Linked DNA regions of Homo sapiens: region 2 is linked to region 1. Evidence: read pairs that join two places in POLR2A ChIA-PET (ENCODE). Cell type or tissue: A673. All regions are shown on one strand. Links, peaks and the distances in the headings refer to the core of each region. The heading gives the core; the rest is flanking DNA.

Region 1 (4,538 bases), core at 312-4,311:
ATTTATGGTAATAGCTGACTGTGGCTGATCATAGAATTAAAAATTTGTTAAATATTAAAAGAAATCTAGATTGAAGTCACTTCAAGTAAGTAAAGCATCCTGGTTTAAACAAACGTATTTCTTCCTAAGCCTTTGTATGATTCCACATGTCACCCCAAAAGGTAGAAATGATAGTAGGGATTTGTCCTACAGGGATTTATCCTGAGAGACAGAGATAAACTTCAGCCAGATGACATCTGATGGGATAGGCTGCCTGACTGGTATTGTGCTTTCAGAGACTAGCACTGCTGCTGACCTACCATCAAAACACATTTTCTGACAAAATCCCTGCTCAAATGAAATGCCAAAATTCCTCCCCCAGGATGATTTTTGAAAAAATCAGTGGTTCCTTTAAAAAGCTATCTTCAAAATGTTCTTACCACTGTTATAGCTGCCACAGACAAAGCATACAAACCAAATACTTTTGGGGGAGAGGCTTTCAAGTGACTAGTAACATATTTAAAAGTATCAAGCCAAAGAAAACTAATAAAAAATAAAATACTTGGAAGAAAATTAGAAGATAAAATCAATCATGAGTGCTGGAGTAATGCAGTCATAGAAACTACCAGAAGGAATGCAACAGAACACACAAAAATGTAAAATTTCATCTGACCTCAATATACTATAATACTCAGCATTCCTGACTTAAGAGCTCTCAGAGCTTTAGATTATATACTGTATGTATATATATATATATATATATATATGTACACATATATTATACAAATGCCACCCCCCCCAAGAATATCTAAATGAAGAGAGCACCTATGACAATATTATGGTTGCCAATATGGTACTTGAGTTTGAAAAAGAATGAACTTAAAATTGTATCTGATAGCAATTATTTAATAATGAACACATTGGATCTAGCCCTTTCTAAGCCACTTTTCAGTTAAACATTATCAAAGCTTGAAAACTCATAAGAGTAATATATCAAAAATAAACCCCTCCCCACTTCATTTTTATTAATCTGTCCTATAGATAAAAGTGCCACATGGCCCTATATTTGCAAAGTGAGCAATATCAAACTTGCTATTTTCTAGGCAAATCAGTAGCATATGTACAAATTCCTATGATGACATTTTTATTCCCTTTTGGCCAATATAAAGAGAAAAACATTTATTACTGGTAATGTGGCCACATATGTTCTTGGCTACAAGGTTTTTAAAAATTATGTCATTTTCTTAATAAAGATTCTCAAAGTTTCATGCTTACAAACAAACCTCCCCACCATTCTTGCATTAAAAAAAGAAAACTGCACAAAAGATGCTTGATTTTATCTTTATAAACTGAAATCTTCAAGTTTCACCAAGGGTCTAAGACAGATTTAGCAACAGGATACATTTCTCACCTCATCATTAAGCAACTGACTTCAAAACCAGTGCAATCATCCTCAAGGTATGAAGGATAAGGTCTTTATAACTTATAAATTCATCCAGCTCACATGAATGTGATTGCCTTGATTTATCAGGGACTAAGAGGACCACCAACTTCCCAGTAAGTAGAAAGCCTGAACTTTTGAAAAAAAGCTTTAGAGAATACAAACTGCTAAACATCAGGCAATTTTTCATTTATAACACTTACTTCATTCAAAATGTTCGATTCGACATTTTGACTCAATAAATAATTCCAACTTGTGAACATATTTGTGACTTTGCTTGATTTCTGTTAAACCAGTTTTTAAAAATGACATATCTATGCGGTTACACAATTTTTATGCTATAACTTTCCCCATTAGCTCAGCAGGACAAACATCAAACTTTATAGTTGTTTGAAAGCCTTCTTGAGAATCTGGTGAACTGTCCAAACATAAAGACTACATCACTTAATTCTTAGAATGATGCTCCTTCATAAACTCTGTTCATCCTTGAAAAAAGACAATGGTTTGTTACAAACGAAAATATACCATTTACAAATGTTAATTAAAATCTTATTTTAAAATGGATCCAGCAATTAACACTTAAATCTTCATATTTTGTTGTTAAACAAGCTTGACTTTCTTAAATAACTCTTGACTAAATATAAAACATTAGTTTTCTAAGTGTCTCAACTCTTTTTTAAAAGGAATTTCCTTCCCAAATGAGACATTTTTTTTATTTTTATTTTTTGAGATGGAGTCGCCCAGGCTGGAGTGCAATGGTGCTATCTCGGCTCACTGCAACCCTCTGCCTCCTGGGTTCAAGCAATTCTGCTGCCTCAACCTCCTGAGTAGCTGGGATTACAGGCGCCAGCCACCACGCCTGGCTAATTTTTGTATTTTTAGTAGAGATGGGGTTTCACCATGATGGCCAGGCTGGTCTTGAACTCTTGACCACAGGTGATCCACCCACCTTGGCCTCCCAAAGTGCTGGGATTACAGGCGTGAGCCACTGCGCCCGGCTCCAAATGAGAAATTATAACCTAACATTATGTCAGTTTCCAATTTTTAAAATCCACCTTAGTCTTTTTTTTTTTTTTTTAAGAGTAACTGTTAGATTTATCGAGCTTAGTGAATAAAATGAGTAACAATTAAAAGTGGTATTGAAAACAATGTATGATATACACAAATACAGACTGTTTTAATCAGGAATTAAAATTATAAAATGACAAAGGCTATACAGCATATTGGAAAGCTAAAGCAGAACTAATAACTACTCTTTTTACAAGAGAACAAAAAAATGTTTTGTAAGAATGACAATCCAAATATTGCAGTACAGCAGTCATTCAAATATGTCTGAAAATAACTTTCCTTGTGCACATCTAACACTGTACTTTTTATATCCTTACAACTTCTTTCATTTAAAAAATTCACTAGAGATTCTCTGTTAAATTGTTAATATGGAAAATATTTAAAATCAGTATTTTTCTACATGTAACATTTCATAAACAAATATATATCACTTTGCTTTATTTGACATCTTGAAGGCTTTCTTGGTGGTGGTATGTAAGTGCAATGGGCAACAGTAAATTAGAAATATCTTTTTACGTAAATGAGTGACAATATAAATATTTTTGAAGGTGAGGACAATAACATTTATTTAAAAATCTTGTTATATAACTCAAGGGATTGGTTTACTGATCAGCATTTTACTAAGAATTTAGTACTAACTAAAATATGCTTTGTACTTTTATTTACTTTGCTTTAATTTAAAATTCAAATACCATGCTTTGTCGTTCAGTTGGTTACTTCTTTTAATGTATTCAAAAATGTTGAACACATACAGAACTGAATTAAGAAGCAACAACTGCCCTATGGAAGAGCTGTATTAGTACAGAATGCTTTTAAGAACCAAGGACAAATTTTCAGTATTGAAGAAGACAACATACATAAAAAGCACTCCAAATTCATTTCTAATTCCTTCAATACCATGCTAAAGTTCTTTTTTAGAGGGTATGTCTCTTAACAACTTTACATAATTCACAATGAGAATGTGACAACATGTCAATTTGGCAATCAACACTTCTTCATTGCACCTTACTTACTTTATGCATGCGGCCCACACATTACTTCAGCTCAAGAGGCTGGGGTAATTCTGTCCCTAAGGCAATCAAGGAGCTCAGCACAAACCTTGAAATCATTTTTAAAAAGATTTTCTTTTCCTCATTTCTCCCATCAATTTACAAGTAAACAAATTATTACTTCTTGAGGAGGGTGGGGGTTGAAAAGCAGAAGTCTCTTCATGATTCCTGGCGTTGAAAATTTCTTGAGGGGAGAAGTGGAGGCAGGTGTTGGAACATTCACAGTTTAATGCAAAAGCACAAATGAATGAAATTCTGTAGTTGCTTTCAGGCAGTTTTGCGCATAGAAAAAAAGAAATGTTTAGAAAATAAAATGTTTATTTTGTCTTTCAGGTTGTGGCCAAGCCAGTCCATTTTCCACCTTAACAGGTGAAAATTTAAATCCCAAATTAATCTGATTTGTGGCAGTAAAGGTCCTTAAGTGCTTTTAGCTCCTCAATCAATGTCTTGTTTTGATTTTCAAGCACTGCCACTCTGTTTTCTAAACATTTCACATATTCTTTCTTCTTTCTACGACACTCTCGAGCTGCTTCCCTACAAGCAAAAGAGGACGGGAAAAATTATGCAAATGATTTCCACATATTTATTTTGGATTACCTTTTTTTTTTCTTTTTTAAAGAAATAGCTCACAGCAACCAACATTTTAGTATATATTAAGCATTGGAAAAGATATACAGAATTACTTGGAAATTACCTTATATTAAAATTTTAATCTGGCCAGGCGTGGCGGCTCACGCCTGTAATCCCAGCACTTTCGGGGGCCAAGGCAGGGAGATCACCTGAGGTCAGGAGTCCAAGATCAGCCTGGCCAACATGATGAAACCCCTCTCTACTATAAACACAAAAATTAGCGGGGTGTGGCGGCACATGCCTGTAGTCCCAGCTACTTGGAAGGCTGAGCCATGGGCATCGCTTGAACCTGGGAGGCAGAGGCTGCAGTAAGCTGAGATTGCGCCACTGCACTCCAGCCTGAGTGACAAGAGTGAGACTCCGTCTCAAAG
Region 2 (4,270 bases), core at 271-4,270, 65 kb before region 1:
ACATACATAAAGGCTGGGCTCAGTGGCTCAGGCCTGTAATCTTAGCACTCTGGGAGGCCAAGGTGGGCAGATTGCTTGAGCTCAGGAGTTTGAGACCAGCCTGGGCAACATGGTGAGACATTGTCTCTATAAAAAATACACACACACACACACACACGCACGCACACAAATTAGCTGGGCATGGTGGTGCGTCCCAGCTACTCGGGAGGCTGGGCAACAGAGTAAGACCCTGTTTCAAAAAAAAAAGAATCTAGTTTTGCCCAAAGTGAGAATCTGCACAGCAAGCAACACCCTTCCCCTCCCCCTCTTCACACCCAAAACTTATCCCCTATGTCCCTCATTTTATTGAAATAAATAATTCCTGGCAGCAGTGCTCTGCAGGCCTAGGCTAGGCTCTGTGTGGGGAATCAAGGACGAATCAGACATAGAATTGCCCTGCAGTAGTTCGCTGTTGTCAGGAGAAAAAGACAAGAAATAACAGTAGCAAGAGAGAGAAAGGGGAAAGTGTCATAAGGAACACAGCTAAAGTGTTGCAGAAATTTAGAGAAGAGAGATTACTTCCAGCTGCACCCTTAATCACATACTGCCTCACATCTCTTGTATTATTGTCTTGTCTGGTTATTAATTCCTGTATCATTAAACAACAGCAAACCAGTCACACTGAATAATTAATGGTGTTGCTTCTTCCTCCACATCCAGATCATCAGCTCCTCCAAGTCAGGATTGGAGACTCTGATAGGCACATTTCAGAGGCTAATATCTATAGGCCCCCTCTTTTTTTTTTTTTTTTTTTTTTTTTTAGATGGAGTCTCGCTCTGTCACCCAGGCTGGAATGCAGTGGTGCAATCTCGACTCACTGCAACCTCCACCTCCTGGGTTCAAGCAATTCTCCTGGCTCAGTCTCCTGAGTAGCTGGAATTATAGGCATGCACCATCTTGCCTGACTAATTTTTGTATTTTTAGTAGAGATGGGGTTTCACCATATTGGCCAGGCTTGTCTTGAACTCCTGACCTCAAGTGATCCACCTACCTCAGCCTCCCACAGTGCTGGGATTATAGGTGTGAGCCCCAGCGCCCAGCCTATCTATAGCCTTAAGAATACCTGCTTCAGCAGAAGAGACCACCAATAAAATGTTATGGGAATAAAGCCTGTAACAATATAGTCCTTTATTAGCTTACTAATATTTCTTCAATGCATTCAACAAAATAGGAAATTCAAAGTGATAAATAGAAGACTGCTTTTCGGCTGGCTGCGGTGGCTCACACCTGTAATCCTAGCACTTTGGGAGGCCGAGGCGAGCGGATCACCTGAGATCGGGAGGTCGAGACCAGCCTGACCAACATGAAGAAACCCTGTCTCTACTAAAAATGCAAAATTAGCCGGGTGTGGTGGCGCATGCCTGTAATCCCAGCTACTGGGGAGGCTGAGACAGGAGAATTGCTTGAACCTGGGAGGCAGAGGTTGCAGTGAGCCGAGATCGTGCCATTGCACTCCAGCCTGGGCAACGAGAGCAAAACTCCATCTCAAAAAAAAAAAAAAAAAAAAAAGACTGTTTTTCCCTATAGTCACCTTTTTTTTAATTCTAGTGGGAGAAAATGTCTTCTTATTGGTGTTTCCTGGTTCCAGTGATGGATATCTCAGTTGGGTTTGTTCCCTCCTCTTGGCTACACAGAAATGTCAAATAAAGGTGACTAACTGTAATAGTAAATACACCTTGGGTGTTTAGACTGTTTTTATATAGTAATCTGAGACTCTTCTGAGAGCTTTTGTGTGTGCACCACCAGAGTATTGCCTTTTGGCATCATTTCCAAGTCTTTCCGAAAAACATGCTATGTTTCCTTTTTTCGTTTCTGATTTTTAAATGACAGATGGTTAGGAAAGGTCTTCTTTACTCTTATAATTATTTTCCCCAGTTTTTCTCCATTAAACAGCAATTACTCTCATGCATAATCTTCTTAAGTAGTTACTTTCTAGCTCCTGAAGAGCATAATCACCATGAATGTATTCATCTTATGCACTTCCTGGTTTTTCTCAGCGTGAAACTTCTACTGAATATAATTTGTACCACAGTAACTAACATGGACACTTAAACATGTTTGGTAGTTAACTTTTTATAAGCAGACCAAATTTTTAGATGAAACATTCATCTGTTTTACAAAGGGTCGTTTTCCTGGAATCTATCCAAAAGTACCTTCAAAGGGAAATTAGAAATATGACCACCGTATTTTAAATATTTTCCAAGGGAGTGGTGGAGTGAGAAAAATCTTTTTCCTCTGGCTTAAATTATCTCACATTATACCATGCTAAGCAGTTTACAAAACATGCAAATTATCTGCTTTGCAGAGAAGTAAAACCCCTTGTAAATTTATTTTTTCATGCTAGCAATATCAAAAACAATTTAACTTACACTATGCCAAACAAATCTTATTCTTATTAATTAATTAATTAATTAATTTGAGATGGAGTTTTGCTCTGTTGCCCAGGTTGGGGTGCAGTGGCATGATCTCGGCTCACTGCAACCTCCGCCTCCTGGGTTCAAGTGATTCTCCTCCCTCAGCCTCCCAAGTAGCTGGGATTACAGGCATTGTCACCATGCCTGGCTAGTTTTCATATTTTTAATAGAGACAGGGTTTCACCATGTTGGCCAGGCTGGTCTCAAACTTCTAACCTCAGGTGATCCACCTACCTCGGCCTCCCAAAGTGCTGGAATTACAGGTGTGAGCCACAGCACCTGGCCCCCCAAAAACTTGAGATTTAACAGTTAAACATATAAATCAAGTCATAACAAAGTAGTGAAAACAGAAACAAGCAGTTATGATATCTTCAGAAGAATTATAACTTATCTAAAAGCTTGGAAACAGTAAATGAAATATCAAAAGACAAAAACAAGAGATTTGATAATTTGTGAATTGTAATATTAAAGGCGATTTTGGCAGGCCATATTATTTTACCAGAAGCCACTCATGATGAATTTAGAAGAAATTTTATTCTTGGCATTTGGCATTCAGTGATGTCTACATTTTACAAATAATCTCAAAAGCGAATGAGACACAAAATTTTTTGCTTTTGTTGTTGAGTGTCAAAGTTTGAATTCTGTGGAAGGCATAGTATCCCTTAGTCTCTCAATAAAAAGTAGGCCGAGTGCAATGGCTCACACCTGCAATCCCGGCACACTGGGAGGCTGAGATGGATAGATCACCTGAGGTCAGGAGTTCAAGACCAGCCTGGCCAACATGGTGAAACCCCACCTCTACTAAAAATACAAAAATTAGCCGGGCATGGTGGTGCACATCTGTAATCTCAGATACTTGGGAGGCTGAGGCAGGAGAATCGCTTGAACCTGGGAGGTGGAGGTTGCAGTGAGCCAAGATCACCCCACTGTACTCTACCCTGGGTGACATAGTGAGACTCTGTCTCAAAAAAAAAGTATCCTATCTGACCCCCCATCTTAGTCTGTTTCTGCTGCTATAACAAAATACCACAGACTGAGCAATTTATTTTTAAAAACCCCAGAAATCTATTTCTTACAGTTCCGAAGGCTGGGAAGTCCAAGATGAAGGCACCAGCAGGTTTGTTGCCTGGTGAGGGCCCAGTGTTTGCTTTCATGAACACTGCATCCTCAGGAGGGAGGAACACTGTGACCTCACATGGCAGAGGGCAGAAAGGGAAAAGGGCTGAACACAGTTGGTTAAGATTTTTTGTAAGTCAGTCAAGCCTAATGCCACTCACGAGGGCTCCACTCTCATGACTTAATCACCTCTGGAAAGCCCCACTTCTTCTTTTTTTTTTTTTTTTTTTTTTGAGATGGAGTTTCACTCTTGTCACCCAGGCTGGAGTGCAGTGACACCATCTTGGCTCACTGCAACCTCTGCCTCCCAGGTTCAAGCGATTCTCCTGCCTCAGCCTCCCGAGTAGCCAGGACTACAGGTGCATGACACCATGCCCAGGTAATTTTTGTATTTTAGTAGAGATGGGGTTTCACCATGTTGGCCAGGATGGTCTCCATCTCCTGACCTTGTGATCTGCCGGCCTCGGCCTCCCAAAGTGCTGGGATTATCGGCATGAGCCACTCTGCCCAGCCAGCCCCACTTCTTAACACTGTGACATTGGTGATTATGTTTCAAAACATGAGATTTAGAGGGAACACAAACCTTCAAACCATAGTAGACTTCCAGTATCTGAATTTCAGTCACTCTCCAGAAGTCACACGTTAGTGTGTTTGGACAAAAAAAGCATTTATTACTATGTTTTTTCTCAAATATGGAGACT

The links. Peaks named below come from ENCODE experiments on the same cell type or tissue, not always from the same donor. Only the 100,000 strongest peaks of a DNase experiment are listed, where the experiment ranks them.
Region 2: POLR2A ChIA-PET joins it to region 1 with 6 read pairs; 4 of 35 experiments call an interaction of 5 or more read pairs at or near these places.

The regions. Positions count from the first base shown.
Region 1 is chr2:207,596,447-207,600,984 of GRCh38, reverse strand. It overlaps CREB1 (cAMP responsive element binding protein 1), which reads right to left. Exons shown (of 8, transcript NM_004379.5): 8 at 1-4,071. The coding sequence ends at 3,927. It also overlaps a transcript of METTL21A not described here. Among named protein-coding and RNA genes, the nearest start is that of METTL21A, 27 kb to the left of the region's middle. In A673, for the core only: no CTCF peak of the experiment used is centred there; no DNase peak of the experiment used is centred there.
Region 2 is chr2:207,661,782-207,666,051 of GRCh38, reverse strand. LINC01857 (long intergenic non-protein coding RNA 1857) reads right to left here and starts at 3,668. Exons shown (of 4, transcript NR_135566.1): 1 at 3,530-3,668. In A673, for the core only: no CTCF peak of the experiment used is centred there; a DNase peak (open chromatin) is centred at 2,001.